Linked DNA regions of Homo sapiens: region 2 is linked to region 1. Evidence: read pairs that join two places in POLR2A ChIA-PET (ENCODE). Cell type or tissue: IMR-90. All regions are shown on one strand. Links, peaks and the distances in the headings refer to the core of each region. The heading gives the core; the rest is flanking DNA. Region 1 overlaps AOPEP (aminopeptidase O (putative)). Region 2 overlaps AOPEP (aminopeptidase O (putative)).

Evidence for each region. Peaks named below come from ENCODE experiments on the same cell type or tissue, not always from the same donor. Only the 100,000 strongest peaks of a DNase experiment are listed, where the experiment ranks them.
Region 2: POLR2A ChIA-PET joins it to region 1 with 5 read pairs; 2 of 35 experiments call an interaction of 5 or more read pairs at or near these places.

What each region holds. Positions count from the first base shown.
Region 1 is chr9:94,736,950-94,747,057 of GRCh38, forward strand. All of the region lies in intron 1 of AOPEP (aminopeptidase O (putative)), which reads left to right. Among named protein-coding and RNA genes, the nearest start is that of AOPEP, 15 kb to the left of the region's middle. RefSeq lists an enhancer at 6,912-7,413. In IMR-90, for the core only: no CTCF peak of the experiment used is centred there; no DNase peak of the experiment used is centred there.
Region 2 is chr9:95,033,067-95,043,174 of GRCh38, forward strand. The region is part of intron 13 of AOPEP (aminopeptidase O (putative)); the gene reads left to right. Among named protein-coding and RNA genes, the nearest start is that of MIR6081, 27 kb to the right of the region's middle. In IMR-90, for the core only: no CTCF peak of the experiment used is centred there; no DNase peak of the experiment used is centred there; H3K27ac peaks cover 954 bases.

The sequences.
Region 1 (10,108 bases), core at 3,803-7,802:
TAAAGAGACTACTCAGGCAATGACAGCCCTCCCAGCCATTCAGAGCTTGTCTAGAGAAATCTTATTCTTCCTTTGGGTAGTAGTGGGGAGAAACTGGAGTGAAAGGATATGTCAACAGGCTGTTAATTTTGTTGGGTTATAAGTAGGCCAAAAACATGGAGATTTTTTTTAATGTTTCTTTCTTCTTTTTTTTTCTGTTAGACAGAGTCTTGCTTTGCTATCCCAGCTGGAGTGCAGGCTCAAACTCCTGGGCTCAAGCGATCCTTTGCCTCAGCCTCCTGAGTAGCCGAGAGTACAAGCACATGCCACCATGCCTGGTTAATTTTAAAATTTTTCTTTTGTAGAGATGGGGGTCTTGCTATATTGACCAGGCTGGTTTCAAACTCCTGGCCTCAAGCAATTCTCTGGCCTTGGCCTCCCAAAGTGCTGGGATTACAGGTGTGAGCCACTGTGCCCAGCCCAGTTTTTCATTCTTATGTACCTTTCCACTATCTTTCAGTTCCTAGAATATCTAGTCCAGTGTCTGATGGTAAGAATGGTTTCTGGATTGTATTTTACCTGTTCAGGATATATGGAATGTTAAATTATTGCATCAGCATTAATGCATTATTTTAGCCTTAACAACAGTGTATAAATTTGTAAAGTGCTGTTTGATATTATACAATTTTATATAGCTAAGTTTTATTAGATCAGGATTAAAATATACCTTCCATTTGGTATAATGTGTAAAGTTTAGTCACTTCTTAAAATATAAGACTGCAATATGTATAACTTGCCATGCCAATAAGCAACAAGATGTGGTGTGCTTAAGAGTGAGGGAGAAGTCTCTGGTTGTGGTGAATATCCGTATTTGGTTGGGGATATAGGGAGTTCCTGGCCTGTTTCACTTTTGACTGTCTGGTTCAGCTTATGGTTCAGCTTAGGATGGAATGTACTGCTCTGTGCTTTAAACTGCCATTTTTGATCTAGGCTTGGACTGGGGTTCGGGCAGTAGAGTGTAGTGCTGAGAGTTCAGGGTCTGGGGCCAAACCAGGGGAATCTCACTTCTGCCATCTCATCTTTGTGAACCCAGGAAAGTATCTTAACTTCTCTGGGCCTCAGTTTACTTATCTGTAAGATGGAGATGACAGTACATACCTCAATGGGTAGTGAGGATTTAATGCAATAGTGTACTTCATGTACCTAGCCTGTCTCATAGCAAGCAGCCAATAGTTTTTTGGTGCAGTTGCTACTTGTTAATATGAGTGTCTGAAGGTCAAGGGCCTTCTCTAAGGTTTCTGAATAGAGGAGTTCTGAATTCACTGAATTCCCAAAGGAGAAAGACTCTGGTTCACCTGGTTTCTCTAAGTCATTCTAGGTTCCTGTTGCCTGCTCAGGACAACACCTGGGGAAGTTTTGGGTGAATGGGATTCTCCTGGCCTTCCACTCTCTGAATATGTCCCTGCCTTGTTCCTGGCCTCTGACATGAAGTGTTTGTGTAGTGGGAGTTCTCTGGCGGTTTTCAGAGGAGCATGGCTAAATGTGTAGATAATCCATAGGAACACTAGAACATCAGAGCACTGTGAACAGTTTTGTACCACCTGTGCTACAGGAGATACAGAAAAGGACACGAGAAAAAAAATTATTATTATTATTTTTTTTTGAGATGGAGTCTCGCTCTGTCACCCAGGCTGGCATGCAGTGGCGCAATCTCCGCTCACTGCAAGTTCCGCTCCCCGGGTTCACACCATTCTCCCGCCTCAGCCTCCCGAGTAGCTGGGACTACAGGCGCCCGCCACCACGCTTGGCTAATTTTTTTGTATTTTTAGTAGAGACGGGGTTTCACCGTGTTAGCCAGGATGGTCTCGATCTCCTGACTTCGTGATCCGCCCGCCTCAGCCTCCCAAAGTGCTGGGATTACAGGCGTGAGCCGCTGTGCCCCAAGAGAAAAATATTTTAAATTAATGATAAGGACAAAGTGAACTGTAACTAAATCCCCATGAATAATAAAACTACATTCAGTTTTGTATGATTGAAATATCTATTCAGAAAGTGTCTATTAAGCATGAATTCATACTGGTCAGTCTAGGAGCAAGAATGCCAGGAAAGCTCCTGGGCCACTCATGACCAAAACTACGTCTCAAGTCCATGTCAGGTTCTAACTGCTCTCCTCCTGAAGGCAGCTTGCAGGGCTCATCTGGCTTCCTCTGCTCTCAGAGCTGCCTCCACCCACCCATCTCCTGGAATTCTGTATTTCCCAAGGTTGGCTGCAGCGTGGCCGTACTTTCCTTAGCTCCCAACTTTCCTTGTTGTCCTGGTGGTTGTCTTCAGACCCTTTTGGGGTTAAGGATTTTCTTACTAATCCTTATGGAAAAATAAAGGGCAATTTAAAGATTTGGTTAAAGATAAGGGCAGTTTAAAGATTTGGAGTGTTGGCTGGGCCCAGTGGCTCACGCCTGTAATCCCAGCACTTTGGGAGGCCAAGGTGGGCAGATCACCTGATATCAGGAGTTCGACACCAGCCTGACCAACATGGTGAAACCCTGTCTCTACTAAAAATACAAAAATTAGCCAGGCGTGGTGGCAGGCGCCTGTAATCCCAGCTACTTGGGAGGCTGAGGCAGGCGAATTGCTTGAACCGGGAGGTGGAAGTTGCAGTGAGCCGAGATCGTGCCATTGCACTCCAGCCTGGGGGACAAGAGCGAAACTTCGTCTCAAAAAAAAAAAAAAAAAGATTTGGAGTGTTTACAATTGTAGTTATCAGTCCACTGCTAAATAGTAACCGCTAAGATGTAACTGGAAGCCAGACCAGGCGTCTCTCCTTGTTACGCTAGGCATGAAGTTCACCAGACCTATTCTATTGGTTGGACTGTTCTTCTACCCACTGAAACCCCTCCTTTCTACCACTAGTGGAGACTGAGGAAATCAGGAAAGAACCACGAGAGCCCTCCCCATCTTGAGGGTGGAGTTTGCATTGCCAAGGACCTCTAGATAAGTTGATGCCCTATTTTAAAAGATACCTCAGATTTGTTCTAATCAGGTATGGCATGATGACAGACACAGAAACAAGCTGCTTTTGAAAGAAGAGTTTATTATTATAGTTCCCAGAAGGAGGGGGTGCATCACGCCCTCATATGACACAGGGCCATATGAGGAAGCACCGGGATTGGTCAGGAGGCAGAAAGAGTTGGGGGAAGCATGGGCAGGAGCTTTTATTGGGGTTTCTGTGGGAAAGGCAAGGCTAGCAGGCTGAGCAGATGAAGGATTGGCTAGTTTGAATAATTTTGGAGGGCTCTAGGGGTGGTCCCTGCTTGTGTAGTACCTGGCTGTGGGGTGATGTAGGACAGTGGCAATATTGCTTGGGCTATGAGAGTTAGATAAGGACGTGGTTGTGGACTGTGGATTGGTTGGTTTGCCTATGAAAGGCATGCTCACAGGCAAGTTCTTTGCTATCTCTTGGAATTAGCCCTGGGAGGAGCAATTTCTCCAGGATTAGCAAGGCTCCAAGATGTCAAAACATCATAAAATATAGAAAATAAAAAACATGATTAATGCATAACCCTTCCAGCAGAACTGTGCTTATCACACAAGTGATTCTTTTGGGAGCATTTTCTTATTGAGTGATAGAAAGAATGGTAAAGTGGCTCCTTGCACCCCTCGAGTTTACTGTCTAGCTTAGTAAATAAGGCCTGCACACATGAAAGTGACCAGCCATGCAGGACACAAGATCACATGCCAGAAAGTTCAGCATAGTATAATGGGAGCTCAGAGAAAGGAGAGATGAGAATGTTGTAGAAGCAGTAGAGGGCAGTGGTTCAGAGGCTGCTGGGTCCATATCCGGCTTCATCAGTTACAAACTGTGTAACCTTAAGCAAGCTGGAAAATTCCTGTGTTTTAGTTTCCTTATTTGTAATATAAGTTTAATAATAGTAGTACCCATATCAGAGTTACAGTGAAGACTAAATGAGTTAATACATTGAAAGGGCCTAGCACAAAGGCTGGCGCTTAATAAGAACTCAGTAAGCATCAGCTGTTATAGGGCTGGTGAGGAAAGTTTCACAGAGTGGATACAATTGATTGTTACCTTAAAGATGGGGAGGTGGCAGGAGGAGAGAGAGAGTGAGTGAGAAAGTGTTTCTCTGTTGGGTTGGGGTGGATGTGGGGTGGTGGCTGGAAATGAGCCTGGCAAATTCAGGTAATAGAAGGTTGGTCTGATAGGATAAGGTTGAAAAAATAGGTTGGTGAGAGTTGTGAATGGTAAGGATTTTGCATTTTTTCTTTAAACCATGGAAATTCATTCAGGGCCTTTTTCCCCCTTTTGTTTTTATTTTATTTTTTATTTTTTTATTTTTTTATTTTTTTGAGATGGAGTCTTGCTCTGTCGCCCAGGCTGGAGTGCAGTGGTGCGATCTCGGCTCACTGCAAGCTCCGCCTCCCAGGTTCACGCCATTCTTCTGCTTCAGCCCCCCGAGTAGCTGGGACTACAGGCGCCCGCCACCATGCCTGGCTAATTTTTGTATTTTTAGTAGAGACTGGGTTTCACCGTGTTAGCCAGGATGGTCTCCATCTCCTGACCTCGTCATCTGCCCGTCTCGGCCTCCCAAAGTGTTGAGATTACGGGTGTGAGCCACTGCACCCGGCCTTCCCCCTTCTTTTTTTTAAAAGCAGGGACGTGACATTAAATTAGCGCTTCAGGAATCTTACTCTTAGTGGTATGGTTCTATAGAGAGGAGAGACTTGGACAGGTTATATAAGTCAGAATAGATTAAGTTAGTAGTAATTAAAAACAACTCCAAAATCTTTGCGGCCCCCCAAAAAAGAAGGTACGTTTCTTGGTCATGCTATTCCATCACAGCTGAACTGGGGACTCTGCTCATCACAGTCATTCTGAGACCCAGGCTGATAGAACAACCAACATGTCACATTTTGTTTACCTTTAGAGAGCAGAGAAGAGCACTCTAGAGGGTTATGCACTAATGATTAAATGCTAGGCCTGGAAGGGACACGCATACTTCCATTTACAACTCAGCACTAGAGTGCAGTCACATGTCAGTAACCAGTTACAGGGGTTCAAGAAACCTTCTATGTTTGTGGGGAGGGGCTGGGTAGAAAGAACTGGAAGTATTCAAAAATAGCACTGACGACCACACAGGGAGTCTTATTTAGAAGGTGGTTGTGTAATAGTTGAAGTGGGTGGTCTTAGCTGCTGGGTCACAGTTGTTGCAGTCAATACAGAGAAGAGTTGTATACAAGAATTTAAAGCAGTAGAATTTAAAAGTTGATCATTGATTGGGTCGAGTTACAAAGAAGAGAGGAGTCAATGTGAAGCAAAACTTTTGGTGTGTGTTGAGGGGATGGTAGCAGACCAGTGGGGTGCCCTCAAGGCCTCTAGAGCTGTGCTCCTTGATGAGTAGCCCACCAACCAGTGCCTACCCACAGGCAGTAATTGGTTTGCAAGGAAATAAGTGCAGAAATAGAGGGTACTCATTTAGAAATGTTTATATTAATTCTTTTTTTTTTTTTGGACTTAGTCTCACTCTGTCGCCAGGCTGATGAGTGCAGTGGCGCGATCCTTGGCTCACTGCAACCTCTACCTCCCAGGTTCAAGTGATTCCCCTGCCTCAGCCTCCCGAGTAGCTGGGACTACAGGCACGCGCCACCACGCCTGGCTAATTTTTTGTATTTTAGTAGAGACAGGGTTTCACCATGTTGGCCAGGATGGTCTTGATCTCCTGACCACGTGATCCGCCTGCCTCGGCCTCCCAAAATGCTGGGATTACAGACGTGAGCCACTGCACCTGGCCACTTTTCTTTATTTCTATGCTATAGTTTGCCCTGATTATATTTATGTTGAATCTAATACAAATTTGGGGCATGTAATTTTGTGTTTTTTTCTTTTTCTTTTTAGTGATCTATTTTTATTATATTTTATGAAAGTATAAGGGGAAAAATAACCGCAGATTGTTGGAGAAGCATTGCTTTGGAGATAGGAGGCAGGGATGTAGAGATCAGAGCTGGATAGCAAGTTGAATCCTTTTTGTAGAATAATGAGTTGAGTACCTGAGATGTGAGCAAGAGAAAGACTTCAGAAAGAGAAGAGGGCCCACGGCTAAGCCTTGGGAGGCACCCAGTGTTCTGGAGACAGGCATGTAAGAAGAGATGCAGGCTGCTCTCTGTGGAGTAGCCATTCCTTTATTCCTTTACTTTTTTAATAAACTTGCTTTCACTTTGCAATATAAAAGAAGAAGAAGAAGAAGAAGAAGAAGAAGAAGAGGAAGAAGAGGAAGAAGAGGAAGAAGAAGAGGAAGAAGAAGAGGAAGAAGAGGAAGAAGAAGAAGAAGAAGAGATGTGGATGATACTGTGTCCCAGGAATCATCGGAGGTGGTGGAAAGTTAGTGGTATGAGATGCCACAGAGAGTCAAGGAAAATAAGGCCTGAGGTTAAACTAGACTTGGCAAGAAGTAAGTCATTGTGAATGTTTGAAAGTAAACTTGTAGTGAAGTGGTGTGATCAGATGCCAGATTTCAACAGTTTAAGAAATATGCAGTCACAAAATAGAAAAGGTTATAACCTTCTGGTCAGAAAAGTTTGATAGATAAACAAAAGCAACAACTAGAGTGTTAGCTATTGAGCCCAGCAAGGGAAAGCACATTTTGTTATTGTTTTTTCCAATAGGAAATCATGAGCAACTCAAAAGGCTTCTACCACCTGGAAGATGGGAAAATCAATGAGGGAGGAGGGAGATGGCAGTGTTCCATGGCTGGGAATGGAGTGGAGGACAGAGGCCATGGGAGTGGACCCGGGGGTGAGGACAGGGGTTGGATTGAACCCAGGTAACTACCCACACAGCAGATAAGGTCATTAGGAGGGGAAACGTGGATGGGAATCTGCAAATCTCAGTTGACTCAAACAGGGAAAAATGCAAGCTGGCATACCTGGGAGTTAGTCTTGATGCTGCGGTAGATGTGGTCAGAGTTAAGCGAGCAGGGACTTGGGAGTCCCAGTGAGAGCATTAATGAAGTGCTTTGACATTGTGACCATGGGGTCCAGCGTGGGCTACTCAGCTTCTTCCTCTAGTCCACACTCGGTAAAAATGAAGGTTACTGAATAACAAGGCAATGGTGGGGAGGGAGGAATGGAGTGGGGTTACTTAATCCTTAATCATGATTAAGAATAAGATATGGGGCTGTGCGCGGTGGCTTATGCCTGTAATCCAGACTTTGGGAGGCTGAGGCGGGCGGATCACGAGGTCAGGAGATTGAGACCATCCTGGCTCACACAATGAAACTCCATCTCTACTAAAAATACAAAAAATTAGCTGGGTGTGGTGGCAGGCGCCTGTAGTCCCAGCTACTCGGGAGCCTGAGGCAGGAGAATGGCCTGAACCCGGGAGGCGGAGCTTGGCAGTGAGCCGAGATCGTGCCACTGCACTCCAGCCTGGGTGACAGAGTGAGACTCTGTCTCAACAACAACAACAACAAAATATGGTGGGCTGGTTGCGGTGGCTCATGCCTGTAATCCTAGCACTTTGAGAGGCCAAGGTGGGCGGATCACCTGAGGTTGGGAGTTCGAGACCAGCCTGACCAACATGGAGAAACCCCGTCTCTAGTAAAAATACAAAAATTAGCTGGGCATGGTAGTGCATGCCTGTAATCCTAGCTGCTTGGGAGGCTGAGGCAGGAGAATCACTTCAACCCAGGAGACGGAGGTTGCAGTGAGACAAGATTGTGCCATTGCACTCCAGCCTGGGCAACAAGAGTGAGACTCTGTCTCAAAAAAAAAAAAAAAAAAAAAGAATAAAATATGGTACAAATTGGATTTACGATAAAATTATTTAGTTTAAATTATATCTAATTTTGGAAAACACTCAGCAAAGTTATGAAAAATACAGATACAGTGCTTTAAGTGCTCTAAACATTGTAAAATTTGAAAAATGCTTCAAAACTTCCACCTGTTGAAATAATCTGTTGACTTCTCATTTTCATTGAGCTCTTTTTTTATTTTTAATTTTTCTGGATACATATTAGGTATATATGTACCTATAAGGGTACATGAGATATTGTGATACAGGTATACGATATGTAGTAATCACATCAGGGAAATGGGGTATCCATCACCTCAAGCATTGATTATTTCCTTGTGTTACGAATATTCCAATCATACTCTCAGTTATTCTAAAATGCAAAACAAATTATTGCTGACTGTAGTCACCCTGTTGTGCTATCAAATACTGTATCTCAACATTGTCTGTAACTGTATCTTTGTACCCATTAACCATCCCCGTTCTCCCTCCTACCTAGCCTCTGGAAACTACCAGTGTACTCTATCTGCATGAGTTCAATTGTTTTAATTTTTTTTTTTTTTTTGAGACAGAGTCTGGCTCTGTCGCCTAGGCTGGAGTGCAATGGGTGATCTCGGCTCACTGCAAGCTCCGCCTCCTGGGTCCACGCCATTCTCCTGCCTCAGCCTCTGGAGCAGCTGGGACTACAGGCGCCTGCCACCATGCCCGGCTAATTTTTTGTATTTTTAGTAGAGACGGGGTTTCACCGTGTTAGCCAGGTTGGTCTCGATCTCCTGACCTCGTGATCTGCCTGCCTCAGCCTCCCAAAGTGCTGGGATTACAGGCGTGAGCCACCGTGCCCGGCAATTGTTTTAATTTTTAGCTCCCACAGATGAGTGAGAACATGGAAGTCTGTCTTTCTGTGCCTGTCTTTTTTCACTTAACATAATGTTCTCCGTTTCCATCCATATTGTTGCAAATGACAGGATCTTATTCTTTTTAACTGCTGAGTAGTACTCTACTGTGTATATGTACCACATTTTCTTTATCTGTTAGTCTGTTAATGGACACTTAGGTTGATGCCAAATCTTGGCTATTGTGAATAGTGCTGCAGTAAGTATGGGAGTGCAGGTATGTCTTTGATATACTAATTTCCTTTCTTTTGAGTATATACCTAGCAGTGGGATTGATGGAACATACGGTATTTCTATTTGTGATTTTTTGAGGAACCTCCATACTGTACTTCATAGTGGTTGTGCTAATTTACATTCCCACCAACAATGTACGACAGGGGTTCCCCTTTCTTCACATCGTTGCTTGCGTTCGTTATTGCCTCTTTCATTGAACTCTTTCGAGTGTTAGAATGAGACAAGAGCTGGGCAGAGATGTAGTGTGTCTATTGTTGTGCCCGCCTCTCCCTTCCCTGACCTAATTACTCTCCCTTCACCACCCTGAATCCAGCCAGTGGGTTTCCTCTAGCCTTTGCTATGGTAGGTAGTGGACCTCTGTTTGGTTTTCCATGTGACATTGATATAAGGTATCATGTCATGGTTACTTGGATTGCTGTGCAATAGAGGCCATGGATATCTCGGTTAAGAACACTCTGGAGTTCAACTGCTTGGGTTGACATCTTGGAAATCTCAGACACTTAGGCTCTCTGAGCATCATTTCATTATCTGTAATCTTTCCAGTACCTTGATTGTCAGTCCCCTAGGCAGGTATAACCTCTTAAAAAATGGAGTAGAAAAGTGAAATCTCCATTTCTTTATAACTGTAATGAGTTTTCCCAGGAATCCTTTTCTGACCACTCTGCTATAATTTAGTTTAAGTGGTACGCTTCAGAAAACTGAAACATGCTATACTTTGCAAGCAAGTAGCAATCAAAGGGATACATTCTTTCACCTTTTAAAGTAGAGTGAAATCACTTCCAATCTTATCTTTGCAACCCAAATGCCTGCTGATAATGTGAGCATAAACACATTAGGCACCAAAGAGGAATGGCATCTGGGTGCGAAGATGTGATCAACAAAGCCAGAGTCAACACAAGCTGCCATCAGGGAAGCCAGAGTTCATCACATCACATCATGTTTCAGCATAGTTCAGGGTAGACATATACTGATGGAATAAAATCAGTTTTTGTTTTCAATGTTCACATTTTAGACCCCCTCCCCCCCACTTGACTGGTTATAATATATAAATCAAGCCACAACTGACAGTGATTTGCTTTTTTTGTTCAGGAAAAGGTCTTTGACTGAGACTGACTTGGCCTTACTGCATTGATCTTCAACACAGGCACTTTTTATAATTCCCACAACAGCATTAACTCCAGTGGGTTTTTTTTTTTTTTTT
Region 2 (10,108 bases), core at 2,081-6,080, 290 kb after region 1:
GGTGCCTACAGCTTCAGCCAGCGCAGCCAGCTAAGAATAGCTCCTGTGCTATGTGCTGTTAATCTCGGAGACGGTTCCTTACCACTAGTCCATGGAGTCTAGAGTTGGCCAAACAGATATAAGTCCGCTGTGTCCTCATTTCACCTCTTCTTTTGTTCTACGCCTTTTTCTCTTGTACTTTTGTTCCTCTTTCTAGTACTAACGTCTCCTCCACCTGTTTGTTCTGGTGCCGTGTGCTCAGCATGTCTCTCCATGCTCCTCTCTTACCCCCTAAAACCCCAAGTGGTGATTCCTTCCTTCCAGCAAAATGTACTCATTCAGTTTCCCTCTCCTCCCTCCCTGTTGTGTTTCTCTACCATTCTTTGATAGGTGATATGATGAGCCAGAATTGATAGGCTCATGTGTATGTGGTTCTGTCTCCATCAGTCGGTGTGATTCTTCATGTTTAGAAAGGTTCCATTTAGAACCTTCTTTAGAAAAGGTTCCATTTCTAAAGAAGCTACAGTTCCCTAACTGAAGTTTCCTCCTTCGTAAAAATGAAGTAGTAGGTTAATTATATGACGCTATAATTAATAATAAAGCCTGTATTCTACTTAATATGTCTTTCATCAAAAAGGCCACATGGGAAATTTTTGACATTTAAAAATTATCTCTGAATTCAGTCTTTGTCAGGGTTCAGCAAATCACAATACAGTGTTTCGTATTTACTTTCTTTTGTAACATTATAGAAATAAGAGTATGAAATACATAAGGATTCTACATATAGAAGTCACAGAAATCATTCTGTATATTCAGAAGTTAAACATCCCCAATTTCATTTGTGAGCAGTTAAATTTGGGGATACTGTGAAAATAAATTTATATCAAATTATATTATTTGATTAACCCAGTGGAGATTTAAAAATCTTATATATTGTTTTCTCCCCTTGCTTTGCTGTCAGCTGTTAGTTCTGTGAGGTCATTGATGATGACAGAATTGCTGTCTAAATGACGTACTGAAGACACATCCCTGCCTTGTCTTCCATTAGAGGTTTGGTTCTGAGTCCTGACGTTGATACTGCTTTATTCCAGGGTACCTATTTGAAAACAAGGGAGTTTTCAGTTATATTTGAGACATAGTGATATTATTGTTTTTTGCTTGAAGCCAAGATGTAGGTAGCGATTGCTTCCACTTTATTTTTACTGTACTTTTATATAGTAATTTGGACAGGTGTCTTCATAAAGGAGATCTTTGACAAGGGAAAATAGACCCAGACACCCATTAAGACGTGTTTTCTCCCATTTTCTCCTTCCTTGCAATATAGGTGGGTTTGATAGAATAGTATTAGGAAATACCAAAGAATCTACCAAATGGGTAAATGCTACTTAAGTGTCTGTACAGGTCATTTAGATGAGAGGATTTGAGACTATGCTTGTTATAATTTGAGAATTATACATGGGTCAGGAATGACATGAGGGCTGAGGTTGAAGCAATTTGAAAAGGAGAGATAATCATGAAACTCTACTTGGATATTAATAATTTTTCCCTTGAATCACACACAGTGGCCTGCGAGGCCTCATTTTGGCTCATCAGTTTTTATATGGGCTGAAGGCATTTGTTTGGAAGATGTAAATACCCTTGTGTTTTTAATAGGGAAAGGTTGGATCAAGTTTGCTCTTAATTCTGATCAACTGACAGTCTTTGACTCAACATGAAGCACACTGAGATAAAGCGGATCCTGGTTTGCTGATACAGATCTCTCAGAAGAGGAGCTTGAGAAGCGGGCCTTGCTGGGATTTCCTCTAATCGCTGCATTGGATTGATTGATAGGATTCAGGTTTTGTTATGAACTTGGGAGAGAAGTGGGAAGACATCCAATAACACCCAACATTTCATTTAATATTTGAAAGAAAACCATTTCTTTTTCTTTTTTCTTTTTTTTTTTTTTATACTTTTAAGTTCTAGGATACATGTGCAGCCTTGTTACATAGGTATACATGTGCCATGTTGGTTTGCTGCACCCATCAACCCATCATTTACGTTAGGTATTTCTCCTAATGCTATCCCTCCCCCTGTCCCCCACCCCATGACAGGCCCCCGTGTGTGATGTTCCCCACCCTGTTTCCGTGTGTTCTCATTGTTCAATTCCCACCTGTGAGTGAGAACATGCGGTGTTTGGTTGAAAGAAAACCATCCCTACATTGATGACATACCAGTTTTCTCCTGAACCTGGACATTAATTGTTGGCATGTTGGGGAAGTCTGCTCCTGTGATGTATCTCGTAGGAGCAGTCAGCAGCCAGACCTAACAGTTTGATGCAATCAAGTTCAGGGCCAGTTGGAACATCTTGAAAAATCTAAGTAAAGGTATCTAAGGTGGGTAGTAAATCTCTAAGGAATTTCCTTTGTATTAGTGATTTGCTGTTTTTTAAAATAAATCTCTTTGACACCAGCTTCAGATAATTTTTTTTTTTTTTTTTTTTTTTTTTTTGAGACGGAGTTTCGCTCTTGTTGCCCAGGCTGGAGTGCAGTGGCGCGATCTCGACTCACCGCAACCTCCGGCTCCTGGGTTCAAGTGATTCTCCTGCCTCAGCCTCCTGAGTAGCTGGGATTACAGGCATGCACCACCATGCCCGGCTAATTTTGTATTTTTTTTAGTAGAGACGAGGTTTCTCCATGTTGGTCAGGCTGGTCTTGAACTCCCAACCTCGGGTGATCTGCCCGCCTCAGCCTCCCAAAGTGCTGGGATTACAGGCATGAGCCACTGCGCCCAGCCCAGATAATTTTTTTTTTTTAAAGAAATTGCTGTGTGGCCTTACTTGCTTGTCAGTAAAAGCAGGCACCGGCCCCCAATCATTCACTCAGTTATGACAGACTTCCCTCCTACCACATGCTTTCAGATGCTTTACCCAGAAAATAGGTCTGAGGGTGGTGACTGTAGACCCCCGGGAGAGGTTTCCGTGATGGTGGTCACACTGAGTTTTCTTGAATAGAAGGGATTATGCAAATATTTGTGTTTTAAATCTCCCTAGATTTTTGCTGTCTAGTGATTTACATGGCTTTAAGAATTTTTGTCCTGTTTAAAGGTTCCTTTGTGAGGATGTGCATATGATCTTGTGTGATCTCATTTTCCCTAAGCCTAGGCTTGAGGACAGGTGGAATCTTCCACTGATCTTGCCTGCTTTCTTAAGATTTTACCACTGATTTCTCAGGATATTTTAAAACATTTCATATTTGAAAGCATGAAAATAAAATGTTTTATTTCTTTAAGTTATAATTCATGAAGATGGAATTTATCTGATAGGTCTTACTTGCTTTAAATCTTTGCCTTTGGAAAAAAAATTCCAACTTTTAAACAAATTCCTAATAGTAGTTGCCCTTTAAATGACAAGAATCATAGTTGGGGGTTGGGGTGAGAGAAAATCTTTCATCTCTTTTAAAGGTATTTAATCTTTTTTAAAAGTTTCCTTACTTTTTAATTATCTTCAAATATCTGCCATAAAGTATGTGTTTACTTGCTCTTTATAAACAAGAGCAGCACTTCATTCCTTTCGGTAAATGTCAGAATGTTGGGTTTTGTTTTATTTCTCCTCCTCCTCCCCGCCCTCCTCTTCTTCCTCCTCCTCTTCTCCTTTCTTGTTCTTCTTTCTTCTTCTTCTTTTTTTTTTGTGGGGAATAAAACTATAGTTTGTTTCAGAGGTGGCCAAGCATAGCTCAGCTGAGAGATGGAGGGACAGCTGCTGCCTGGGCACCTTGGCTTAAAGTCACCCTGAAGGGACTGTGGGTTTTTAGAGATCTTTTCATCTTGTCAGTCTTCCAGCCTGGCCACAAGCTTGCCTTAGCAGTCTGCAGCCCGTGTGCCATCTTTTGACAATGTCATTGTCATGGGATGGATGCTCCCTGTGATGTGGCAGATAATGCATTCCAGTGTGCTACTTGCAGAAAGTGGTAACATCTCTGTGTACTTTTTATTCAGAACCTAAGTTGCTAGTTAGTTGAACACCACAGATGTATGAGCTGTCTTCGGCCTAAGAGTGGGCATGAAAATTGTAGCAAACCCATAGAGGCTTTTAATTTTTTTCTAAAAAGACCTCACAGCAGTATTATTGATTTGGTTTTAAATAGCTATTTTATGAAGTTTCAGGATAATTTTTTTTTTACCTCACCTTTTAGCCTTTATTTTGATTTTTTAAAGGGGGGTGGTTTTCCTTTATCAATCCCTAACCATTTTATCTTAAGAACTCTTTCTGAAGTCATTCTTTATTTCAGCCAGAAAACTGATTAGTGTTCATTGATAGAAGATGATAGGCTGTACAGTTAACCATGAAAAATATTTTTCTCCTTGACACCTTAAAGTTGTTGTCAAAAGTATTACCGCATTCAGTTAAAGAGAGTGGGTAGAATTTTATTGTCTGAGCTTATAGTATACAAGCACCAAAGCTCGATGAATTCAGGTCTTTTCCAGGAAGTTTAACTTGCATTTTTTTCTCATAAGATATTCACATTTCTTTTCCACTCCTAATTTTGTGGCATAAAATAAAACATAACTTTTGTTCTGGGCACAGTTTCTTATTGCTGAAGGACTTAGGAAAGAGCATGTCAGGAGTAGGAATGGTCCAGCTAGTGAAACTGAAAAGAAAAACCCTGGAGCACTATTTGTTCCTCTTCAGCGTCTGTCTGTGGGCCTTCAGCTGCTCTTGGGGAAGGGCCATGCTTACTCCTGAAGAATTGCGGCAACAGTAGAAGGGGCTTCTGTAAGTAATGTACCTCTCAGTGCAAGCTAATACATTCCTAAGGGCTTATTTGGCTTCACTTCCTAATTTACAGTGATCTTGACCGGCTTTCTGCCTTGAGACCCTGAGTGTCATGCCGTGGTGGGGAAGGTTGGCACCTCAGGCACGTATGAGATGGTGTGGAGCTCCTTAGATGAAAGGTGCTCGGTGTGGGAAATACAGTAATGTGAGAAACCTTCCATCCAGCTGTCTGTCCGTCCATGCTCCATGCAAGCAAGTTCTCGGCCTCTTGAGCCTGTGTCTCCCACACCGAAAGTTATATGTACTGTCCTGATGCAGGAGAAGAACCTAAGTTTTCTGGGGAGAAAAAATGGGCTTTTAAGCAAGGTGAAAAACAAAAAACACTTTCTTTCCAGTTATACCAAAAGTGATGATATAACTAAACCAAACTCCCTGGAAAACTAGATACCATCAAACTTGAATGACAGGGTAGATAGGAATGAGCCCAGCCCAGACTGTAGGTGAAGGAACATGTTTTCCAGCAGCTGCAATTTAGCATGCATTAGGTTGTGAATTCTGCACTTTGGTTTCTAGGCAACTTGCACACATTTTAAATCTGAATATAAACACATACACACCCCCAAAACAGAATGAAACAATAAAAAGCCTAATGATATAAACCATGTTTGCCACAAGTCTCAGTAACTATAGCAAACAAATCCAGGCCACTACCTGGCTAAGTAGAGATGTTGGTGGTTAGACCTAGGAAATAAAGACAAAGCAGCTATAAATAACTTCTTTTGTTGCACAGTGATAATGTCTCTACAACGCAAGCACATCAGGTGTGCTCTGCCTCCAAGGTGCCCTGCAAGAGAAGGCATCTCCTCAAGGGAACGAGTCTTGTTAAGGGAGATTTCATTTCTTTTCCTGTTCTTTTAATTAGTCTTACATTAAGATTCTTAGAAGTTGTACATCTTCTTATTGCTAGCAGCAAGCTCGGTAAGTCCAGGTTACTTCTAGGCGGACAGGTCTGACCCAAAGGGTGCTCATCAGTGCCTCCGTTGCCGCCAGTAGGGAGGTGATAGGAGCAGTTCTGGGGTGTGGCTTAATATCTGTACTAGAAATTGGGACTTACGGATAACCTCGATGAGTTCACAGATGAGGCGGGCTTAACATAGGATTGCCAGTAAATTTGGCAATCGAAATGATCCTGTTATACCAAGCACTGTTTAGATTCATGTGCCAAAGTGACCAGCTCTGGGTTTGAAAGAGGGTTATTGTGGGCCTTCTGGATGGACAGAAGTCAAATGGAACACATGTGAGCATGTGTTCAATGTCTTTAAATATTGAATAGCATAATGGTGGAGTTAACATGGGATCGGCCCATGCTGTTGGAGTCTGCATCTTGAGCAAGATGGAGCAATTGAGAATGGTCCAAAGAAAAGTAGTATTGTGGGCATGAGAAAAATAAGACCTATGGGAAAATTTTTTAAAAACTGAAATTGTTGGCCAGGTGCGGTGGCTCATGCCTGTATTCCCAGCACTTTGGGAGGCTGAGGCGGGCAGATCACTTGAGCCCAGCAATTTGAGACAAGCCTGGGCAACATGGTGAAATCCCATCTCTACAAAAAAAAATACTAAAAAATGATGCAAGTGTGATGGTGCACACCTGTAGTTCCAGCAACTTGGAAGGCTGAGGTGAGAGGATCACCGGAGCCCCAAGAGGTCCAGGCTATAGTAAGCTGTGTTCACACCACTGCACTCCAACCTGGGTGACAGAGTGAGACCCTGTCTCAAAAACAAAAAATAAAACTGGACCATAGTTTTAAGGAATTCCTATCCTATAATTAAATACATTTAACATAAGTAATATTTCTCTCAAAAGCTTTAAGCAGGCTGTATAAACAGAAACAACTTAGGAGCTTGCTAATTTGTTTATCCCTGCTATAGACATGTTTCTTCATTCATTCATTCATTCATTCATTCATTCACCTTTCATGTTAATTTTAAGAAATCTTTAAAATAGCCACTATCATTATTTATTGTCAAGAACAATGATTTGTGATGGCAGACTAAGATTGCTGACTTTTTATTTAGAGTTTGTAAAAACAGGTTTCAGGATGTTAAATTTTTATAGTTATTGCATGATTGATGTGTTTCCTTTTCCCACAGAACTAAAGCATGTTAAAGATGCTATTTGAATTTAATTCTGGGAACATAATAAAAATAGCATTGGGGCATTGAGGAGCTCAGAGGCACAGGCCTCATCAGCCCTGCTTTAATACCTGAGCAGCAAGAGGTTACAGGTGGCTTCTCCTCCCTCCCAGGGGACCTCAGTAGGTAGAGGAGAGAGGAGGCACACAGTCAGGGGACCCTGAGGCCAGAGCCACACCAGGGGATTCTGCTGCCCCAGTCCCTTCCCACAGGCTTGTTTGTCCATTGACAGGAACAGTTGCACGTACAAAATCAACTTTGCTTTCCCATCCTCTGTAAAATGTAGTGCCCAGCCTCTTTATTATGCATTTTATTACTCACATTTAGAATTATATTGCTATCAGGAATGGTTTCTTGAGAACTGGAGCGGAAGAAAGGCTGTGTCCCACGATATGTGATCCTGCTAATAAAGTGGATGATCAGACACAAAGCCAAGTTCATCTTCCCACCTTGGGGCCACCACAGAGCCACGTGGTAACCCCCTTTTTCTGAAGGAACGGCATTGAGGCCCAGGCCATGTGCATTTCCCCCTGGGCTGCCTCCTCTGACCCCAGGATTCCAGCTCTTCCTCAGAAGTTGTCTCCATCTCTGCGATGAAAGAGGAGAGCAGGGACCTTTCTCCCTCCCCTCCTCTATGTCTTTCTGACCAGGTGCCCCCAGGACGCCTATTGCTGATGGGCATAGGCATTCCCAGTTCCCTCCTGGCCCAAGCTCCTGGAGGTGGGACCACACATGACAGAGCGACACCCAGCTTGTCCTCTCTTTTGCAAAGTGCAGGATGAGAATTTTGGGTTATCCTGGCTCCTCCCATGTTTTTTGCAGCTCCAGTGACAGCAATGCCAAATGATACCCAAAGATAAAAATATTGATCCAAGTGCAGATGAGCTGAAAACATTCCTTTTCTGATAGAAAACACGGTAAACAGTCTCCCTTCCTCAAAGATTGTACCTGGAAAGCCATGGCTGGTTAATTTTTTCCCTTTAGAATACATAACATTGTGAACTTCAGAAAATACCATAATCAGGGAGTTCCATGACAGAGTTAAGTCTCCACACTCCAAAAAAAAAAAAAGCAAGTAATGGCTGTTGATCGTGTGGATATGTGAATTGCAATAAATAACAGGCTCTCACGTTTTACCAGTTCTTTTTACTACTTAGACATTTTGTCAGGCTTCTCAAACCAAAAGGCTCTGTGCCATTCAGGAACTTAGCCAGTTTTCATGTATGTGAGTGAAACATTTGGGGCCAAAGAAAGACTCCTTTGTAGCAAGAGTGACTTGCGCTTTAATCAGTGTAGGAAATGGCCTTATGAGAAGATGGATTTGTGCTAGAAAAATTGAGAATAAGGAAACTATTCAGAAATAAGATTTAAAAAAAAAAAATCATCCTTGTGGTAATTTGAAATTGTGATATTGCCAGATTGAGATTGTATACTGTGTACTCAGAGTCCTTGGGGGTGTGTGTGTGTGTGTGTGTGTGTGTGTGTGTGTGGAGAGGGAGAGACACTAAAAAAGTACAATAAGCCAGTTTGTGATCTCACCATATGTGTTGAATTGAACACAACTCTTCTGCACTTAATGAAGACTTCAGCCTTTAGGGGTAAATAAAACATCACTAAACAGGGATGGCTTGAATATTTCTTACCGGCTGTAATAATTAAAGCCATGAAAAAGGTGGTGGGGTTATGTTACTCATTAACTGGAATCGCTCTTAGATTTGATCAAGACGCGGTGGCCCCTGGCGCTTTGTTTCATGTTTGTCCTTTGTTTCATTGACACGCTTTGCCTCGGCCTCCGTGGCGCTATAAAAGCAGCAGAGCAGTTAAAGAACCGGACCCAGAAGGCCCGTAGACCTCCTATCTAGCCGCCTTTTCTCCCCTCCCCCCAAACCCAACAAACTCTTCAACCTTCAGAACTGAGCCTGAAATCATCTATAAAGCAGCACACTTAGGGATCTGGGAGGGAACGGGAAGAAACCTTCCTCTTTTAAAAGGAAACTGATGAATTCAAGTGTAGCCAAGAGCTTTTAAAGGATGTCATTGGCCAGGCGCGGTGGCTCATGCCTGTAATCCCAGCACTTTGGGAGGCCGAGGCGGGCGGATCACGAGGTCAGGAGATCAAGACCATCCTGGCTAACAGGGTGAAACCCCATCTCCACTAAAAATGCAAAAAATTAGCTGGGCGTGGTGGCAGACACCTGTAGTCCCAGCTACTCGGGAGGCTGAGGCAGGAGAGTGGCATGAACCCAGGAGGCAGAGCTTGCAGTGAGCCGAGATTGCGCCACTGCACTCCAGCCTGGGCAACGGAGCGAGACTCTGTCTCAAAAATAAATAAATAAATAAATAAATAAATACATAAATACATAAATAAATAAATAAAAATAAAGGATGTCATTGTCCTTAGGTGTTGCACCAAACAGGCTAAGAAGCAATGACATTGATTATGAGGAACTTGGAACTCAGATGTATTAATTTCCTATTGTGTCTTAACAAATTACTACAAATATTGTGGCTTAAAACAAATTTATTATAGTATCTGGAGGTCAGAAGTCCAACATCAGCCTTCATTAGCTAATGTCAGGGTGTCCGCAGCACTTTCTTTCTGTAGGCTCTAGGAGAGAATCTAGTTCCTGGCCTTGTCTAGCTTTTAGGATTGCCTGTATTCCTTGGTTCATGGCCCCTTCCTCCATCTTTAAAGCTAGCATGGTTTGGCCAAGTCCTTCTCACACTGCTGTCTTTTTGGTTCTCTCTCTTGCCTGCCTTTTCTACTTATATGGACACTTATGCTTACGTTGAGCCCACCTGTATAATCCAGGGTAATCTAATAGTTGATTAGCAGCCTTAATCCATCTGTAATTTTAATTCCCTTTTGCCAGGTAATGTGGCCATTATCCTGCCTACAACCTCAGAGGATGTTGATAATGTAAAGGGTAGTGAATTGGGGAGTTCATAGGGTTTGATAGTTGACAAATACAGAGTGTAGTATTAGGTAGGGGTTTTTTGGCAGGGTGCAGTGGCCCATACCTGTAATGTCAGCACTTTGGGAGATCAAGGCAAGAGGATCTCTTTAGCCCAGGAGTTCGAGATCGGCCTGGGCAACAAACTGAGACCCCCCAGCCACCTCATCTACACAAAAATAAGAAAAGGTGGGAGGTAGTTAGTAGTTTTGTAGTTTTCTTACAGCTT